2 separate regions of the Homo sapiens genome follow, and region 1 is linked to region 2. Evidence: read pairs that join two places in POLR2A ChIA-PET (ENCODE). Cell type or tissue: CD4-positive, alpha-beta T cell. All regions are shown on one strand. Each heading gives the region's core, and the rest is flanking DNA. Links, peaks and the distances in the headings are about the cores only. Region 1 has its middle 65 kb from the start of TEX29. Region 2 overlaps ARHGEF7 (Rho guanine nucleotide exchange factor 7).

Region 1 (10,283 bases), core at 1,179-9,178, 200 kb after region 2:
TAGGGGTAATAATCCAGTGCTATCATCATTTATTCTGTTGTTCCTCACATTGCTTCAGTTTTAGCCCTCATGACTACCCTCAGGTTGCTTCTGGGTCCTTCTGACACAGCTTCATCTTGTTTGCTTGAGCACTTCCTTGCTTTCTGGCTCTGAAAGGTACCATATATATATACATCCTGTAATTTCCCTGCCTTCCCTGGAATCAGCCATTTCTCTAAGGAGCTTCCTGACTAGAGGATGGTGTTAGAAACCACCATCTGGGCATGGGATGTGCTCACCACTTCTGGGGTGTCACAGCCTCCAGTCCCTCTCAGCACTTCCCTTTCTCTGCTCACTGGATTTCTGGGCATGCACTGGGACCTTCTGTTCAGGTCAGTCTGCATCCTGGCACGGCTGCCCTCGGCTGTCCTCGGCCATCTCCCACTGGCCCCTCTCCCTGAAGGCTCCTTGTGAAGCTGCCCTGGTTCAGGCTCCTGGCATGGCGCTTTATTTGCTGCTTGTTCTCGGTCTCCAAGTTGGACAGAAATGTAGACATGTTGTTCCCAGGCTTCACAGTGGAGGAACTTGGTGTCATTTTTTTGTTTTGTTTTGTTCTTGTTTTTTTTTTTTTTTTTTTGCATAGGTCAGGGTAACCAATTTGTTAAAGCTATTAACCTGGAAAGTCATATCATCCTTTGATTCTCGAAATTTTTAGTTTTTTGCTTTTTAAAATAATTTATTACTTTCCTTTTATCCACTTAGATATGAATTTAATAAATAACCCTTATTGGAAGATTCAAATAACTTTTCAAAAAAGGAACTTTAATACAACATACGTAAGTGAATTTAGTTGCCATGGAAGTTGATTGTAGATTCTTTTGATCATATTTTATTCATCTTATTTTTTCCCCTCCAGCATCTCTTGGCAAAAGAAATTAGTGGAGAGATTTTAACGGTCTTTCGGGTCATTGGTTGTTTTTCCAAACTGGAAGGTTATGTTGGATGCACTGATGTGGTGGGTGAGCAGTCCCAGGGATGTCTGCTTAATGACTGAGAGCACTGGGGTCCTTAGGAAGAAAGTCTGTGAGGGTCTCTGACTGTCTGCAGACACTTTCTCCACTTTCTCCTCATCTGTTCTGCTGTGTCTCCTTACTGGAGTATGATTACAGATGTAAAATCCCTGTAAAGTGACCAGCAGAGCAGCACTGATGCAGATGAAGGTGTGTGTGGAGGCAGCTGGTCCCAGGAGTCTGGCTGTGCTCTGCACCTCTGGACACAGTAGGCGTCAACTCAATGCACATTTATTAGTTGAAGGAATAAGGGAGGGCACTGGTGAGTGAGGGAGCTCCCAGGGCCTCCTGCCCCTTTCAGATGGTGAGATAGTCATTCTGAAGTCAAGGATGTGTGTTCTGATGCAGATGCAAACTCTACAGTAGAAGCTGGGGCAGGGAGAGCTCTGCAGAGATGGTGGAAGGAGTGGCTGTTCCAGGGCTGTGGTGACTGCGGGGTGGGGTCTGCAGAGATGGTGGAGGGAGTGGCTGTTCCAGGGCTGTGGTGACTGGGGGTGGGGTCTGCAGAGATGGTGGAGGGAGTGGCTGTTCCAGGGCTGTGGTGACTCAGGGGTGGGGTCTGCAGAGATGGTGGAGGGAGTGGCTGTTCCAGGGCTGTGCTGACTGGGGGGTGGGGTCTATAGGGATGGTGGGGGGCTGTTCCAGGCCTGTGGTGACTGAGGACTTGGCTCTATAGAGATGGTGGGGGCTATTCCAGGGCTGTGGTGACTGGGGGTGGGGTGGGGTTGCAGAGACGGTGGGGGCCTGTTCCAGGGCTGTGGTGATGGGGGTGTGGGCTCTATGGGGATGGTGGGGCTGTTCCAGGGCTGTGGTGATTCGGGGCTGGGCTCTGCTCTGTAGAGATGGTAGAGGGGGCTGTTCCAGGGCCATGGTGGCTTGGGGGTGGGGTCTATAGAGATGATGGGGGGTTGTTTTAGGGCTGTGGTGATGGGGGGATGGGCACTAGAGAGATGGTGGAGGGAGTGGCTGTTCCAGGGCTGTGGTGACTTGGGGGTGGGGTCTGTAGAGATGGTAGAGGGTTGTTCCAGGGCTGTGCTGATGGAGTGGGGGGTGTGGTCTGTAGAGATGGTTGGGGGGCTGTTTCAGGGCTGCAGTGACTGAGGACTTGGCTCTATAGAGATGTTGGGGCCTGTTCCAGGGCTGTGGTGGTTGTGGGGGTGGGGTCTGCAGAGATGATGGAGGATGTTCCAGGGGTGTGGCAATGGGGGGATGGGGTTGTGGAGATGATGGAAGATATTCCAGGGCTGTGGTGATGGGTGGGGGTCGGGTTGTGGAGATGGTGGGGCCTGTTCCAGGGCTGTGGTGATGGAGGTGGGGTGGGGTTGTGGAGATGCTGAGGGGCTGTTTCAGGGCTGTGATGGAGAAAGGTGGGGTCTGTGGAGATGGTGGGGCCTGTTTCAGGGTTGTGATGGCGGGGGGTGGGGTCTGTGGAGATGATGGGGTTGTTTCAGGCTGTGATGATAGAGACAGGGTGGGGTTATGGAGATGGTGGGGGCTGTTTCAGGGCTGTGGTGGTTGTGGGAGCCCTGCAGAGATGATGGAGGATGTTCCAGGGCTGTGATGGGAGACAGAGTTTGGGCTCAGGGCCACGCACCCCTGGGGATGAATCCAGCTCTTTCCTTGCCTACTGGGTTACCAGGGCAGGTCCTTTTGTGTCTGGTCACAAAGTGAAATTCCCCTTCTTGGAGAAAACTCCTCTGGGTCCTCCCACTGCCCCCATAGGAGACTCTTGTGTGTGGAAGCTGCTGCTCATGCACTAGGTCCCTTGGGCTGGAGACGGGGAGGCCGTGGGCTGGAGGGGACTTGGGCCACTGCACTGGGATGAGGCCACCTCACCAGCTGGTTCTCAGCTCTTTTGTTTTGCATGACATTTCTATTGAAAATAGATAATAAAATTCCTAGACTAATCCTTAAATTGTTTCTTTCCATCTCTGCCTTCCTTTTCTTTGTTTTGTTTTCTATTATCTGGGTTGTTTTCTCCATCTCTATTCCCCAATTAAGTTAAAAAGTATTTTTCTCATGTTGTCTTTTTTGTTTCCTGAGTGATATTTCTTTTATGGAATCCTCTCCCCGTTTCATAGAATCAACCTCTCATCTCTTTGGTATTGTTAGTTATCCCTTTCAGAAAAGTCTTCCCGGTCACCTTGATGACACGTACTCGCTCTGAGTTCATTCTCGATTTTCAGCCTTTCCTTCTCGGTTTGTTATAGGAGGAACTTTTACCAAATGCCTGGGATTTCTGATATTGAGTCCATGTCTGATGCTTGGTTTCTGTGGGTGAGGTTTGCTGGCTGGCGGGTGATTGTGTAGGGACTTCACTATTTTGTCAGAAGACCCCTAACCTCTCTTGTCTTTCCTTGTGGGCATCGGACGGCCCTCCTACTGCTGATGGTGGCACAGGCCAGGCAGCAGGTGGCCCAGACGCTGGGCTCCCAGGGATACGGGCCTCAGTCTATGTCCAGGTGGCACCACATCTTCTTCACCTGTGGCTGTTCCGCTTTGCTTAATGCCACGATTATGGATGCCTCCCACTCAGAGACTGACCTGCCCGCTTCTGCTAGAGCAGAGGGGCTCCATTTCCTGGCTGTGGGGCTGGGAGAAGGGACTTGGGGCTCTAAATGGTGTCTCATTGGAATTCGACGACTCCGTGTCCTCCACACCCCTCACGTCTTGCCTCAAGAGACACAGGTGCCCCTGGTTCCTGAGCTGCTCCGTGGCCCTGGGTGTCTCTGCTGGCTTCTCAGGGCTCCTCTCATCTGGAGGCACCCATTTCCTGGAGCTCTGTCTGCGTCAGTGGCTGGTACCTGTCTGTCCTCATCATCCAGGGGTGCGTCCATACCTCCCGCCGGCTGCCAGCCCCCTCTCCTTTCCATTTGTCCTTGCAGTTTGCGTCTTTCCTCTCTAGTGCGATTAATGTGTAGGGAGTAGAGATGGAGGATGCTTCCCCTGCTCTAAGCAGGAGGCGCTTTCTGCTGCTGTCTAGCCACACCTTGCCTCGCTTCCCAGCACACCTTCTTCCTTTCAACTGTCTGCCTGAGATGTTGACATCTGAGAGTTTCTCATTTGTTGTTACGAAAATGATTCCTGCCTGGAAAATTTGAACATTTCTAAATGAAAACAAAATTAATAGTATTATCTCTCAAGGTGTGAGTTTATTTGTGCATGTGTGTGCTTCTGCATGTGTGTGTATCTGCATGTGTAGGTATCTGCTTATGTGAGCATGCATGTGTGCATGTGTATCTGCATGTGTGAGCATATGTATAAGCGTGCATATGTGTGTACATGTGTGTATCTGCATGTGTGCATGTGTGTGCATGTGTATCTCTGTATCTGCATGTGTGAGCATGTGTGTGTCTGTGCATGTGTATCTGTGTATCTGCATGTGTGAGCATGTGTCTGTGTGCATCTCTGCATCTTGCATGTGTGTATATCTGCACGTATCAGCATGTGCGTATGTGTGTCTGTGCATGTGTGTATACCTGCATGTATCTACATGTGTGAGCATGTGTGTGTGCATGTGAGTGTGCATGTGTGTATCTTTGTGTATCTGTGCATGTTTGTGTGCATATATGTGTATCTGCATGTGTGTGTGTGTATCTGTGTGTGTGTGTATGTACATACCCGTGAAGCAGGGCGAGGAAGTGGTGTGGCAGGATGTTGGGGGAAGGGTACTGGCAGAGGAAGACCTGATGCACAAGTTTAAAAGATGCCAGAAGCACAGCTGAGGCTGAGGCTGGGGTTGCTAATTCCCTCCGATGTGTGCATGCCGCTGATAGCAAGTTATGCGTATGACATTCTGACACTCTCTCTCAAGAAAGAGGAAGAGTGGCGTGAAAGATTCGGAGGATGCTGATTTAATTGGAAAGCCACTGAGGGCTGAGCAGAGCGGGGTGAGGAGCTGCTGTGTCTCTGCACAATGGCGATGGTTGAAGGTTGTATATAAGGTGGCCTTATTAAAGTGACAAGGCAATTTAATTCCTTTGTGCACAATGATTCTACTTCATTGATTTACAATGGGAAGGATATAATTTTGCTAGTGTTGGCAAAAAGCTCAAATGTCAGCCTTTTCAAATCGCCATACTTGCCTTGTTCAGGATGAATAATGAATAAGTCACCTTTTGTCTACAGTTAAATATTCTTGAATAAATACAAAGAACATAAAAGACATAAATGATTGCCTGATTTATATTTAAAATAAAGATCAACATTGTGATAAATGGTTGAAAATGCTGTGTGTGCAGCAATATGACTCTCCTGATAATTACATTATCAGTTAGGGAGCAGCCCAGGTGTAGACCGTGGTTGCGTGCACACACCCACTAACCCACAGCCCCGTACGGGAGCAGGCCCCAGGCTCTCCATGAAGGGGAGCTGGGGCCCTGGTCTCCTCAGACTCCTCTACATCCTGCAAACCCCAGCCAGGGAAGGCCAGGGGCTGGGACCCTTCTAGCTCCTCAACAGAGGGAGGAGGGCAACTTCAGTAGAAGCAGAGTCACACTGGGCCTGGGGGCCTCCAAGGCCCCTGGATCATTTTCTGTTTGTCACCTTTGAAAGGAAGTTTGTAGGAAACATAGGAGAATAAGAAAGCATGTTCATCTGACAATTCAGCAAATCCTTGGCTAAAATAACCCTAGCTTATCCACACCATGGAATTCTATGTAGCTATTGGAAATGAAGGAACAGGGAGAAGAATATTTTATGAGCAAATTACTATCTTCATATTCTCAAATGAATAAAGCATGCTTCAGTAAGATTCAGTAAGATTCTATTTTTATTACAAATGTGTGTGTATGTATATGTATATATATGTACATACATATGTATATATACACATATGTATGTGTATATATACATACACTATATATAGTGGATATATAGAGTGTATATATGGTGTGTATGTATATATATAGTGTATATATATAGTGTATATATATAGTGTACATATATAGTGTGTATATATATAGTGTACATATATAGTGTGTATATATATAGTGTACATATATAGTGTGTATATAGTGTGTATATATATAGTGTATATATATAGTGTGTAATATATAGTGTGTATATATATATTTATATGTGTGCGTGTATATATATATATATATATATATATAGTGTATGTATTAGGGTTCTCCAGAGAAACAGAGCCAATAGGGTGTGTGTGTGTGCGTGTAGAGAGAGAGATTGATTGATTTTAAGGAATTTGCTTACATGATTGTGGAAGCTGGCAGGTCTGAAATTTGCATGGTGGGCCGGCAGGCTGGAAACCCAGGGAAAAATGAATGCGATAGTCCTGAGCCTGAAGATGGTCTGGAGGCAAATTCCTACTTCCTCAGGGAAGTCAGTGTCTTTCTCCTTAGGCCTTCAACTGACTGGATGAGGCCCGCCCGCCTTAGGAAGAGGCACCTGTTTCACTTGAAGCCCAGTGGTCAAAGATTAATTTCACCTAAAATTACCTTCAGAACAACATCTAGACTGATGTTTGACCAAACATGTTGGCATCAGGGCTTAGCCAAATTGACACATAAAATTCCACCATCCCAATGTGTGTATGTATGTGTCTCATTAAAAGAAAACACATCAAAATGTTGACAATACTTGTCTCTGGACAATTGTTCTTTTCTGTATATTTGCATTTTCTCATTGCTTTTGCAACAAATGTGTTTTATTTTTGCAACAATGAGATGATATATTTTAAAAATATCTTGAGACTCAAATCTGTTGTGTGCAATCCACCTGAATCTTGGCATTTCCAGGACCGTGGTCAAGGGCGACATATCTGAGCACTTAACAATTTTCTCCTGCAGCGAAGGAGCCCCTCCCTCCCAGGGTGTCCACAGTGATGGTGGTGCGGCCGGTCCTGGGAGGGGAGGTAGATCTTGGTTCTGGCCTCAGAGCAGCCACTGAGCAGCTGTGTACCCCTGCGAAAGCACCTTGATTCTTGGGGCGTCTCTGTCCTCGCATGTCGATGACATGCCTGCTAGGGCCACGTGAGTAGCTCTGACAGGAAGGGGCATTTCCCAGTGTCCTGTGATTGGGAGTAGGCAGAGATACACTTAGCAAGGGTTTAGGGATGCCACACCTCTCTCTGCTCATACGTGGGACAGTGCCAGAGCACAGAGCTGGTCAGCATCCCACTCGCCCTTTAGTATACTGCTGGGCATCCACGCAGGTGAGAAACTGCTGGGATCGGCTGGGCTGAGCCCTCACCCAGTTTTCCATCCACAGATGCACACGTGCACACGCAGTGCAGTTGCCCTGCTTCAATGCACACTCTTGTTTTCTAAGATGCAGCTGCGATGGAAACTGAGGAGACGCTGCACTTTGTGCTGTTTGGAAGTTGCTGGGGCTGTGCGTCGTGGCAGAGCCTCAGTGCCTGTGGCTCAGCTTGGCAGCTGTGTGTGCACGCTCCCTGCTCAGGTGACTCATACAGATCCACCACGACATCAGCATGTCCTTAGAACGCCTGTGCGTTTGCATATTGAGGACATTACCTTAATAGAAATGACTTTTGCTTATTATAGTTGCAATATTACATATTGCTTGAAATAACAGATGTAGGAAGATCATGGAGTCTGTAACTATTTTCAGGATGGTATAAAGAGGCTGTTACAAAGCACTCATCATGAACAGTGGACTTTGGTCAACTGGATGAGGCAGCACTGCGAGGTGGCACTCAGCATCCATAGCATCCTGACCCTGTGTCACAGCAGATAAGGTGTCCTCATCTGTGCTCTCCCATGTGTGTATCTGACTCCCCTTAGTCCGGGTTTGCAATGGGGCAGGAAGGAGATGACCCCCAGACAACTCTGAGCCCACCTGTTTCTCCACCTCTGCTCTGGGCACCTGCCCCAGCGGCTCCATCACTTACCGGATTATTGAAATAACCTCCTGGCTGACTCCAGTCTCCAGAGGGTGAGTGATTGGAGGCCTCTCTCGGCAGTGCAGAGCTGCTCACGGAGGCCTTTCTCGGCAGTGTGGAGCCGCTCATGGAAGCATCTCTCTGCTCACCCCCTTGGCCTACAGCCTCAACAACGTTGCACTGATCGTAGGATAAAGAGCTGCTCGCTTAGTCATGGGGCACAATGTTGATGCCAAGGTTAGGTGGCTGCCTTCAGTTTTCCTTCCTAGCCGGATGAAAGGCTGTGGGCACGTCACTACTTGTGACCACCTGATTGGTGCTGTCGTGTCCCTCTGCTGGGCCTCGGTCCAGCCCTGTGTCCAGTCCTGGGCCTGCCTCGCTCTTTATGCAGAAATGGAAGGGACACTGACTCTAAAGTACCACTCCTCACTCCTCTTTCAGCCACGATAGCGCTCGCTTAGGGGCTGGATCCTGCTTAAACAGACGTCACAGGACGGCTGCCCCTCCTCGCTTCCCTCCTCCCTCTCCTCATTGTCCTGATAGCCCAGACTAAGAGGCACCATGTCCTTTCTCTCCTTCGGAAGACCAGCCTTTCCGTCATGAAACTTTTATTTTTACTATTCAGTATGTGAGAACGGGTGTGTGAGAGAGTGTATGTGGGTTTGTATTTGAGTGTGTAAATGTATGTGTGAGTGGGCATATATGTGTCACTGCATGCAATAGTGTGCACGTGTGTGTGCACGTAAGTGCACATTAAATGTGTGTGTAAAAGTCCGCGTGTCTGTGCCTGAGTGTGTGCATGTGTGAGTGGGCATGTGTGGGGGAGCAGTGTGAGTAGCTGTGAAGGGCTGGCATTCACTGTAGAGGTCCAGGCTCTGCCCCTTGCCTGGCCCTGGGAGCAGCAGGATGCCAGGGGAAGGACGCAGGGGGTGGTAGGTGCCCAGAGGGCAGGGAGCAGAGCATCCATCAGGTGTTCACTGGTCCCCAGTGAGTCCTGCCCTTTCTGCTTGACTCTGCCGTCAAGAGCAGTTTTTCCGAATGAGAGAACCAAGCAACGCCAAAGTAACCACACGTGGGGCCGTGTCCTCTGGTGGGGGTGTCTCCCACCCAGCTCCCGTGCCCTGGGCTGGAGTTATGGTCCAAGACCTGGAGCGGCGCCATCCAGACCAGAAGGAGATGGTGCAGGAAGCCCTCATGCAGGGAGATCAGCACCCAGCGCCCGTCCGCACAGGAGGTGGTGGGCGGGCACCAGCGAGGAGGAAATGCAGGCAGCACTGAAGTCAGAGCTGCTGCTTGATAGGGCGACAGCCTCATGAGAGAGAATGGAGCTGGCTGTCCTACTTGGCAGCAGGGAAGTAGAAGGAGAGAGGCAGGCAGCCGTGTGTGAGCCCAGGTGTTTGGGGACATGATCACACATGCACACACGTGTATACACAACACACACGTACACACAACACACACATGTACATGCATGCACATGAAGACAGTCCCATGCACATGTACATGTGTGTACTTGCCTGCACAATATGCACACATGCACACACAACATACACATGCAACTGTGTACTCACATGCACACACACACGAACATGAACAGATGGCACACATTTCTCAGTCTAGGCCCGTCAGGAAGCTGTGCCTGGCTCGCTGCAGACTGGAGACCATTCCCGGGTGGAGGCCAAGGCTGTGGCTGAGAGACTCTGGCTGGAGCTTGAAGTTGCTGGGTGCAAAGGCTCTGGGAGCCAGTGCTGAGGAAGTGCGTGGAGCACAGAGGCCTGCGGGTGACACTCCAGGTAGCAGGGAACAGGCGAATGTGTAGAAACTAAGACAGAAAAGTTTATCTACGGGAGTGGCCCCTGGAAGAGGCAGGAGGACTGCAGAGAGAAAGTCTGGGGGTACCTGCCCCGTAGCCCTTCTGCTCCCCTGCCGCTCCTACCCTTACCTTTCTCTGTCAGAACTGAAGAGATCGTGCTCTGTGCTTTAGGCACTGTCGACATGAGGGTGCACATGGCCCATGCTCAGTCACCTGCTTGTTAATCGTTTCAGTCATGTGATGAACACCCACAAACCCACCGTCCACCTGGGCCGAGGATGTCTTGACACCCCCCTTCTGAGCCCTGCACCCCCAGAGACAATCACCCGTTGGTGCCGTGTGGATCCTCACTTTGACTTTGGAGCAGTTTCTGGCTGGTCCCTTCAGGTGGGGTTGCGTCTCCTCCATCTGATGTGGGCAGGAGACCAGTGCGAGGGGCTGGGAGGCTTGCCCCAGGAGTCTGTGCTGCAGATGGGGCTGGCGTTGGGGCCATTCTCAACATCTAGCACGCCCCTCTTTTCAGGCTAGACACTGAGCTCCCTGGACCTCTCAGGAGTGG
Region 2 (10,283 bases), core at 728-8,727:
TAGCACTCAGTTTGGAGCATTTGAGGCAAAAAGAAAACCCAGAGAACCCGCTGGCATGGTTCCCAGCCCTGAAACCCTTAGCCGGTCTGCCTCCTCTCTCACATTCTGAGGCTGACGTTTGTTTTATAGGCAGCATCCAGGGCTTTTAGCTGCATTCAGCTGGAGGGAGGGGGAGATGTGTCTTCTCCATCTTTTTGGGAGTCATAGGTCAGTTCTCTTTGTGCTATGCTGTTATTTCCTATCAGGTGTGGCCTTGATGGGTTCTTCCTGTTTGTGAATAAAAGCCCAGTTGACTGGCATCAGAGCGGAGGGGACTGTGCAGTCCTGTGTGTGGGTTACCGGCCCCGTGGGCTTCACTGTGCGGGTTGTGTGTCTGGGAGCAGGTGGGGAGAACCGGATGGAGGGCTCTAGAAGCAGCTACACGAGCAGAGCTGAGGGAGACACTTTCTCTGCACCTGTTTCCTGTGTCACACTTCAGATGGGGGATAGTCCAGGCTGGTGGTGGAGCTCCCAGGGGATTTCGCTTCTGGGTAGAATTGTCATTTTTTTTTTTCCTCAGAGACTGTTGTGTGGGCCTAGTGGTGCATCAGGTTCCGGTTAGAATCCAGTGCAGGCCGCAGGCTTCTCTTTAATTAGAGAGGGTCACTTCACCTCCGGTTAGAATCCAGTGCAGGCAGCAGCTTCTTTTTAATTAGAGAGGGGTCTGGGTGCTGAGCTTCCCATCAGGAAGAAGGGGCTGTCGTGCTGAAGTCCTGAGGTGGGTCACGTGTCCCTTCCTGTGTTAGAAAACCGTCTTTGGTGCTCCTGGGGCTCCCTTACAAGTGCTGTTCTGAACTGTTAGGTCATTCAGAGTCCATCTGCGTCCTGTCCCCAGGGATCTCCTCAAACCCTGTTTAGACTGCTCATAGCCTTTCCCTTTTTAGCACTACAGCGGGTTCTTTCTCTGTTAATTTTTTGAAGCTTTTTCTTTCTCTCATTTCGGTGGCACCTTGGGAGGGATGGGAGTTAGATAGGTGTTTGCAGTGGGCCATCTTGAGAAACTTCTCAAAACTGGAGTCTTGTAACTGCTTGCATTTTGAAGTTAATGGAATGGGCGCATTGCCTTTATAGCTGTAAATGTTACTGCTTCACTTACTGTTAGCCCAAGCCAGTGTGTTGCATCTGCCCAGATCCTTCTTTGTGGTATGTGCTCACTTTCTGGCGACAGCCAGGCTGTTCTTTGCAGGCATGTGCTCCTAGCAGTCGAAGACAGAAGTTTGGGGGCCTGTGTAGGCTGTATGGGCTGCTGTGTGTGTGTACGTGGTGAGTTGTGTCTGAGACCACCCCTCCTCCCCTGGGTGCTGCCTGATCTGCCTGCATGACCGCTGTGGGACACCACTGTCTCTGGTGTCCTTTCCTGGCTGGCAGTGTGGTGGTGTGGGCAAAGCCAGGCTGGTGGGCTCCGATCTTGGTTCTGCCTTTGTAAGCTTTGTCACACTGTCTTTTGGGAGCTCGTGTGTGTGTGTGTGTGTGTGTGTGTGTGTGTGTGTGTGTGTGTTTTCGTTTTCTGCCTGTAAGATAAACTGGCATGCAGTCTACACTGAGGTACGGGCTGTGTGGGCCAGCACAGCATGCCGTGGTCCTAAGCAGGGAGGTGTCCTTCCTTTCCCCTGCCTGTTGGGGCTGCGCTTCCCTGCCTCGTGTGGAGGTTGCGCCCGGTCTGCAGAAGGCAGAGAGCATCTTGTTGGGAAGAGCCCTGCCTGCCTTCCCGTTGCTGTGCTCCTGCCTCCCTGCTCTGCTCCTCTCACCCCTTCCTGGAAACTACCTAAAATACTTGGTTACTTCTTTTTTGAAGATGTATTCTCTGTCCTAGTGTTTGGGTGTTGATACAGTGGAATCCACAAAATTGAATAAGATTTGATTTTCATTTTAAAGTGAAATAAATCATTTGGGTGCATGTTGGGTGAAAGTGCCGTAATTGATAGCATCCGTCATCAGACTTTAATTTTACCCCTGGGGTGTAGGAGTGGGTGGGATTAAGTACAAAATCTGCAGAAGCCAGGAAGTGAAAACGTACTGCTGGATTTCTGTTTTTCACATGTCCCCAACAATATGGACCATTTGCATTAAACTTAAATAGCACCACTTATTTAAGATTCATTTTTTACTCTTGTTCTGAAATCACAAGTTCCATTTGACAGTGATAGGACAAAATTATATTTTTAAACTTTGCAAACCACACTCCAGAGCTGTGCTAAAAATAACAATTTCTTGTGTCAAGAATAACTTTCTCAAGTTCCTGGAGGAGGCGAGCTGACTGGTGGCAACGCAGACCACTAAAGCTTCAGTGAGCCCAGAAAGTGTGCGCTCAGTCCCACATTGCAGAGGCCTCTCCGTCAGTATTGAGATGGTGGAAAGTGAGGAGAAGCAAAAAGACGACTACTTCTTTCCCCATTTCCCGGTCTGGTCTTTTTGGGGTCTACTACGTAGAGGTGCATCAGCCAGCGCTACCATGGAGGCAGGAGGCATTCTTTTGCTCTCGTGTCAGTACTGACGGGGTTGATTAAGGTTGCTGTGCTTGTTGGTGTGGGTATTGGGAGGGTGGTGTGAAAGCAGTTGGGCTGGAATAGAGCTGGTCAGTGTGTCCTTTTGCGTGCATTTGTGTGGCCCTAGTGCTACAGTGGTGTCCCTTAGCTCTGGGGGACTGTCTGAATTTTTGTGCTCTAAATTATTAATACATGTTTATGTGTGGGTTTGCCAGAATGCTGTGTCCGTTATTGTTGGCTCCTTGGACAGCTCTCCTTGTTCTGCTTCACTGGCTGTGAAATTGGTTCACGTGGTGGGCTCTGGGTCCAGCGAGATGCATCTGAGGTGTTGACCTGGTGGTGTGGGCCTGGGGCTGCCAGTGGTCCTGTTGCCTGATGAGGGAGACCGTTCCTGAAACTGTGGCGCACACTCAGGAGAGTAGGAAAGAGAGCGGAGAAAGCCTTCCGGTTCTGAGCTTGTGGCTCTTGCCATTCCTGACTTGTTTGTTGTGCGAACCAATAATTTCCTTTTTTTGTTTAAGCCAATTTGAGTTGGGTTTACTTGCTTGTAGTGGAAAGGTTCTGACACAGGATCTTTATTATATGAAGTATTTTCATAATGTACATTGTGTTATATATTAGACATATCACACGATCTATTTTGTGATGTAGTTTGCTTTGCTGTTTTTATTCTGTGGAAGATATTCCTGAATTTCTACACTTCCTATGAATTTGGAAGTGGGGTGAGGCAAAGTCACTAATATCGGGGTATCAGTAGGGGAGCCTTTCGAATCCCAAACATTGGAGTGTCCTTCTGTGACCCGTTTCTTTGTCAACTTTTGTCCGCTAGGCAGAGTGGCTGTGACATCTGACATCCAGTGTGAAGGTGTGGTCACTCAGCTGGAAGAGAAAAACCTAGCACTCTGAGAGTGGGTGGATCTGCTGGTGATTTTCAAGCAATGTCTTCCCGTTTTTGGATGCTCATCCCTTCTGTAGTTGGAGCCTTGTTCTCTTTTCCTTGAGTACAGGTGGGGCTGATGACTCATTTCTTATGAACCGAGCACAGCCTGCCTGACTGCTGAGGCTAGCTCATAGGATTCCTGAAGCTGCAGGCCCTGCTTTCCTTCCTGCGTGTGCCCTGGGATCACTCGCTCTGTGGAGTCCGTTGTCCGTTCTCTGAGGACTCAGGAACTGAGGCCTCCTGCTCACAGCCACGCTGTGGAGCTGTCTTGGTAGCACCTCCTCAGTCCCTGCAAGGCCTTAGGCTGCCAGAATCCCACAGCTTCAGCTGACATCTCAACGACCTCCCCTGAGACCCAGAGCCACATTCACCCAGCTAAGCTGCCCTGAACGCTGACACGCAGAAACTGAGATAACAGATGCTTGTTGTTTGGGCCACTGAGTTTTAGAGTGAGTTGCCTGTAGAAATGGATGAGCAGCATCTGTGCCTGGAGGTGAAGGGTGGAGCCAAGTGCATGTCTGTCAGAGTCCACTGCTATCCATCCTTTCCCTGCCTGCCTTCCTCCTACACGGTGCTGGATCCCCCAGAGGATCAGCAGCCGAGAGGCTTCTGCGAAAGAATGTGCTCCTTCAGGGCCGACTTGCATTTGTGTCTTTTTTTCTTGGAGATTTCTGTAAAACAGCAGCCGTTAGCAGTTATGTGATTACTGTGTTTAGAATTTGAGAAGAAAGGGAAAACCTTGTTTGCCATGGAATACATACTGTGTTGATAAGTCTTCCTTATTTTGAATAATGGAGAATTCTCTGTGTCTTAGCCAGCTAAGAGCTACTTACTTTTATCATGTTGTGTTAAAATGATAAAAGTTACTCTTCGGTGACCTAACTGCTTCACTTAATGAGTTTTGATTTTGTTTTTGCAGGATGCATTTCCTCTCCTTCAGGAATAAGTTCTGTTGGGGAAATTATGAAATATGGACATGTTACCACCTCCTGCTAGATGATGGCGTATTAATAAACAGTTCCTACATTTCAGTGTTTTGCACCCCCAAAGGTTTATTATGTCAGTTATGTGTTAGCTGCAGATAAGGTGTTGCTCTGCTCCAAGTGTCTTTCTTCAGCATCCAGGCTGATAGAACAGCTCCATTTTGAGCCTTGCCATTCTCATTTAAGGAAAAAGGATAGGAGGTTGGCTGGAACACCTGAAGGCTTCCAAGGCTTCTGCTTAGAACCAGGGTGCTTTCTTTCAGCTTGGAGCTGGTGTCTGCCTCTTCTGTCATATTTTGTCCGGAATTGGTTCCTTCTGGTGGGTTCTTGGTCTCGCTGACTTCAAGAATGAAGCCGCAGACCCTCGCGGCGAGTGTTACAGTTATTAAAGATGGTGTGTCTGGAGTTTGTTCCTTCAGATGTTCAGATGTGTCAGAGTTTCTTCTTTCCGGTGGGTTTGTGGTCTTGCTGACTTCAGGAGTGAAGCCGCAGACCTTCGCAGTGAGTGTTACAGCTCTTAAAGGTGGCGCATCCGGAGTTGATTCTTCCTCAGAGTAGGTTCGTGGTCTTGCTGACTTTAGGAATGAAGCTGCAGACCCTCGTGGTGAGTGTTAACAGCTTATAAAGGTAGTGAGGACCCAAAGAATGAGCAGCAGCAAGATTTATTGTGAAGAGCGAAAGAACAAAGCTTCCACAGCGTGGAAGGGGACCCAAGTGGGTTGCCGCTGCTGGCTCGGGTGGCCAGCTTTTATTCCCTTATTTGGCCTCGGCCACATCCTGCTGATTGGTCCATTTTACAGAGTGCCGATTGGTGCGTTTTTACAGAGTGCTGATTGGTGCATTTACAAACCTTTGGCTGGACACAGAGCACTGATTGATGCATTTTTACAGAGTGCTGATTGGTGTGTTTACAGACTTTTAGCTAGACACAGAGTGCTTATTGGTGTGTTTACAATCCTTTAGCTAGACAGAAAAGTTCTCCAAGTCCCCACCCGACCCAGAAGCCCAGCTGGCTTCACCTCTCAATCCGCCCTCTAAATAGGAGACTCCAACTGCTGTTGGGAATTGGGCAGTGACCGCTCTAGCTACTTCCTGCTGGATAGGGATGAAGAAGGGGCCCTGAAGTTGTAGTGTCCTCCAGAGGAGAACTATTTAGGCTAGTGAAAGGGCCAGTGGGTTTGTCCAGGGGCCCTTGGTAGAAGTTGTTAGTTGAGCTCATTTGGGGTTCCATTTGTAAGACCATCTGTAGCTTGATAGCCTTGATTCTAGAGGAAACACATTTGAGGAGGTTAAAAATACAGGGCCCGAAGGCGAGTAATAGCAAGATGGCTGCCACGGGACCTAGAAAGGGGAGAAGCCATGTTGCCCAACTCCAGAGGTTCGTATAAGAGTTTGAAAGGCATTGTCTGACTTCAGAAGCCTTTTCCCGTAAACACCGGGCAGCATCTCGTACTATCCCTGACTGGTTAGTGTAAAAACAACACTCTTCCCCTAAGAAGGTGCAGAGTCCTCCTTTCTCAGCAGTGAGGAGGTCTAGGCCTCGGTGGTTTTGGAGAGTCACTGCTGCCAAAGAGTCTATTTGGGATTGTAGAGTAAGGATAGATTTCGTTATTTCTTGCAAACTGAGAAATCCTTTGAGAGTGTGTGGTAGTAGGATAATGAAGTAGATAAACTGGCTACTCCGGTTCCTGTAGCAGTAGCCATTCTTAACCCTATAAGTAGGGGTATTAGTTGTATGGCTCTGCGATGACAGACTTGAGCTTTGAGGGGTACTGATAAAGTCTGATTTCCTGAGGCAATGTTAATGTTGGGACTTAGAAAGACTAAGGTGCAGGTGCCTGTCCAGTTGGTGGGGAGGCAGATATAGGTCGATGTTCCACATAAGAAGAATACATCTTGGCTGGGTAGACAGAACTGGTTGTGTATGTTAAAAAGGTGTGTGAGTTTGTTGTTTTCATTTTCCCATACTCCTAGAGTACTTGCCAAGGTAGCTCTGGTGAGTGGCTGGAAAGGGGTGTTGGGAGCAAACTGAGTGGCTCCCTGTGTTCTGTTTTCCCATTGGAGAAAAAACTGTTTTGTATCTACTAGGAACCATTCATTAGAGAGAGTGATTGAAAGAGGGGATGAGAAAGCATTCACTAGTGGTGGGGGCGCTGCTGCAGGGGGTCCAGGGGTGAATGGTCATGCAGGGAGTATGTTTGCCATTACAAAACCTGGACTGTTTAGGGAGGAGGTGATGATTTTGGGGGGCCCTGAGAAGTGGACAAGCCGTCCGCATGGAGCTGTTTGGGTGACTTGGAAGTTACTATGATCAGTTGGGGCTTGAAGTTGTGAGGTGTAATTACACTGATGGGGTGGTAGGTGCCCCAGGGGCAGGCCTGATAACAGGTTGCATTGGATGCATAAAGGGACATGGAAAGTTAAGATGGTATTCATAGTAACAGGGCCGTGTATGCGCTTTTCATTGCTTGTGTAATAGATGAGGTTGGAAATGTAAGAACGTAAAAGTTGGATTGCACGTCCTGTTAGGGTATTCTTGGTCTTATCAGAGATGGGGAAGTTGGCTAATGATTGCATATTTAGAAGTTGGAAAGGGTCTTTTCCTTCATAATGAGGGTGATAGGTTAAGTTGGTAGAGACCCAGGTTTTTGCAGGAATGGGAGTGGCTACGTAAGCAGAGATTGATAGATACAAAGCCAACAGTCATTTGTGAGGGAAGGATTGGACTGGTTTAACAGAGAGTGGGTTGAGAGTCTTGTAGAGGTATTTAGGAGCTAGTGGAAGGGGAGGGGTGATTGTATGAGGTATCCAAGGAAGCAGGAGGGATAGATAGTCAAAGAGTAAATAGGAAGGTAAAGAGGGTGCTCTGGAAGACGAGATCATTTTATCCAGGCTGAGTTAAAGGTAGGAGTAAATTGCTGTCAGAAGGAAGGAAGATAGAAAGAAGGTTGATAAGATTAGGATTTTCGTCCTAGCAGGAGCTGTAGTATATAGCCCTATCACAAAGAGTATGGTTAGTATGCTGCTTAATCATATGATGAAATAGTAAAAGGATTCCATTAAAGGGTTAAGGAGAGGTGTTAAAGATTATGTAGGTTTTCACTTATCTTTTTTAAGGAGGAAGGGGTTTTTCTTCAGGATCAGTGGTAGGAGCCTTTTTAGTCTGGGATATTTCCTTCCAAAACAGGAGATGCAAGTCCTCCAGTGGTTCGCAGGTGTATCAAGGCTGGTCTGGCTGATCTTGGGACTCCTGAGCTGATGGTCCTGCAGGTTTCTCAGCGGGTGTCCAAAATTTAACTCGGGTGTGGTGAATCCAAGATTCCACTCCTGCCACCTTAACTGCAGTGGGGGTAGAGAGGATTACCGAGTGTGGTCCTTCCTACAAAGAGCCCATGGATGGGGAGGTAGAGGGGAGAGATTTGACCAACACTAGATCTCCTGGTTGAAACAACTCTGTTCCCTTTTCTCTGTGACATCCTTCAGGTAGGATTTTAAGGTTTTGTTGATATTTTGCCAAAGAAGTTATATCTTTGACGAAGTTGGCCGTTTCCTGATGAAGTAGGACGTCATTTGTGAGAAAAGGTCGTCCATACAGCATTTCATATGGACTGAGCCCCATTTTGTGAGGAGAATTTTGGATTCTCAACAAGGCCATGGGCAAAAGAGTAGGCTATGGGAGATGAGTTTCTTGTGTTAGTTTCCTTTAGTGCCTCTTGAGTGTTTTGTTTGCCTTCTCGACCTTCCCTGAGGATTGTGGCCTCCAGGCGCAGTGAAGGTGATATTGTATCCCTAGCGCCCTGGAAGGGTACCGAGTTACCACGGCTTTAAAAGCTGGACCATTGTCGCTCTGTAAGCTTTGGAGAAGCCCAAATCTAGGAATTATTTCATGAATTAGGACTTTAATCACTTCCTGAGCCTTCTCTGTCTTGCGAGGGAAAGCCTTTATCCAATTTGTAGAGGTATCAACACACACCAATAATTATTGAAATCCCTTCGACTTAGGCATATGGGTGAAGTCTAAATGCCAGTCCTCTCCGGGCTAGTGACCTATTCTTTGTTCCCTTAGAGGGGACTTATGATGGACCAAGGGATTATTCCTTTGGCACACCTCACAGACTTTGACTACCTGTCAGATGGTCCGGAGGAGATTTGGCCCTGTAAATAGGGATTTGGCCATTTGATGAGTGTTTTCAATACCCATATGAAAAGTTTGTTGGAGGGTTTTAAGTATTTTCCACTGGATGGCTTTGGGTATAAGTACCTTTCCTCCTTCTGTCATTAACCACCCCGAGGGGAGACAACTATGCCCCCGTGAAAGTCCCCATTCTGTTTCAGTTGGGGAATACTGGGGCTTAATCTCTTGGAGGGGGTTGTTCCATACCAAGGGTCCTTCCGTAGGTATTTCTAATGGGAGGTTCCTCCTGGCAGCAATTTTGGCCTCAGCATCTGCCCTGCGGTTTCCTTCTGCCTTTTCTCCTTCACTTCCTTCTGCCTTTTCTCCTTACACTTTGGCAGTGTAAGACTGCCACCTCCTTGGGTTTTTGCACTGCGTGCAATGACTCCATAATTTCCTTGTGGTATTTAATGGGGGTTCCCTCAGAGGTTAGGAACTCCCTTTCTTTCCATATTGCAGCATGGGCATGTAGGATTAGATAAGCGTACTTGCTATCTGTATACACATTTATTCTTTTTCCCTTTCCCAATTCCAAGTCTCGGTTAAGTGCCACTAGTTCTTCTAACTGGGCACTGGTCCCTGGGGGAAGAGGCTTACTTTCAAGTGTCGTTACATCACTAACTATGGCATAACCTGCCCTTTGTATTCCATTGTCCACCAATGAACTTCCATTGGTATACAGGTTAAGGTCAGGATTAGTTAAGGGGACTTCCAAGAGATCATCTCGGGCAGCATAAGTCTGGACTATAATTTGTTGGCAGTCATGCTCGATTGGTTCGCCATCCTCTGGGAGAAAAGTGGCAGGGTTGAGGGCCACGCATGTACATATTTGAAGCACTGGTCCCTCAAGGAGTAGTGCCTGGTATCTGAGTAGGCGGTTGTCTGATAGCCATAAACTTCCTTTGGCACCTAGTATGCCATTTACATCATGAGTAGTCCAGACAGTGAGATCCTTTCCTTGTGTTATTTTGATAGCCTCTGACGCTAAGACGGCCACCGCCGCAACTACCCTTAAACAGTGAGGCCAGCCTTTTGCTACTACATCGATTTCCTTAGTTAGGTATGCCACCGGTTGTGGGGTTGTCCCACGAGTCTGAGTAAGGACTCCAAGAGCTATTCCTGCTCTCTCTCTGATATATAAAGAGAAGTTTTGTCCTGTGGGAAGGCTTAAATCTGGAGCTTGTACTAGGTTCTGCTTTTTAAGGTTTTGAAGGCTGTTTCTGTCCCTGGTTCCCATTCTACTAGATGAATATTTGCCCTCTGGGTCTCCTTGATTAGAGTATGGAGGGGCCTGGCTATCTCGCTGTATCCGGCAGTCCATAGTTGGCAAAACCCAGTGATTCCAAGGAACCCCTGCAACTGTTTTAATGTCTTAGGGTGAGGATAAGCCAGTATAGGCCGTACTCATTCCTTTCTGAGGGCCCTGGTCCGTCTGGCTAAGATTAGGCCTAGATATTTGACCTGCTATAGGCAAAGCTGGGCCTTCAACCTAGATGCCTTGTTCCCTTGATCAGCTAGAAAGTTCAGGAGATCTAGAGTAGCCCACTGACATGAGGCTTCTGAACTGGTAGCCCAAAGTAAATCATCCACATGCTGAAGGACCAGAGTGCCTGGACTTGAGAAGTGGCCTAGATCTTGGGCCAATGCCTGACCAAACAGGT

What was found. Peaks named below come from ENCODE experiments on the same cell type or tissue, not always from the same donor. Only the 100,000 strongest peaks of a DNase experiment are listed, where the experiment ranks them.
Region 1: POLR2A ChIA-PET joins it to region 2 with 6 read pairs; 1 of 35 experiments calls an interaction of 5 or more read pairs at or near these places.

What each region holds. Positions count from the first base shown.
Region 1 is chr13:111,380,236-111,390,518 of GRCh38, forward strand. No RefSeq gene overlaps it. Among named protein-coding and RNA genes, the nearest start is that of TEX29, 65 kb to the left of the region's middle. RefSeq lists an enhancer at 8,989-9,489. In CD4-positive, alpha-beta T cell, for the core only: no CTCF peak of the experiment used is centred there; no DNase peak of the experiment used is centred there; H3K4me3 peaks cover 362 bases; H3K27ac peaks cover 382 bases.
Region 2 is chr13:111,184,469-111,194,751 of GRCh38, forward strand. All of the region lies in intron 2 of ARHGEF7 (Rho guanine nucleotide exchange factor 7), which reads left to right. Among named protein-coding and RNA genes, the nearest start is that of ARHGEF7-AS1, 41 kb to the left of the region's middle. RefSeq lists enhancers at 272-401, 502-761. In CD4-positive, alpha-beta T cell, for the core only: no CTCF peak of the experiment used is centred there; a DNase peak (open chromatin) is centred at 4,883; H3K4me3 peaks cover 950 bases; H3K27ac peaks cover 206 bases.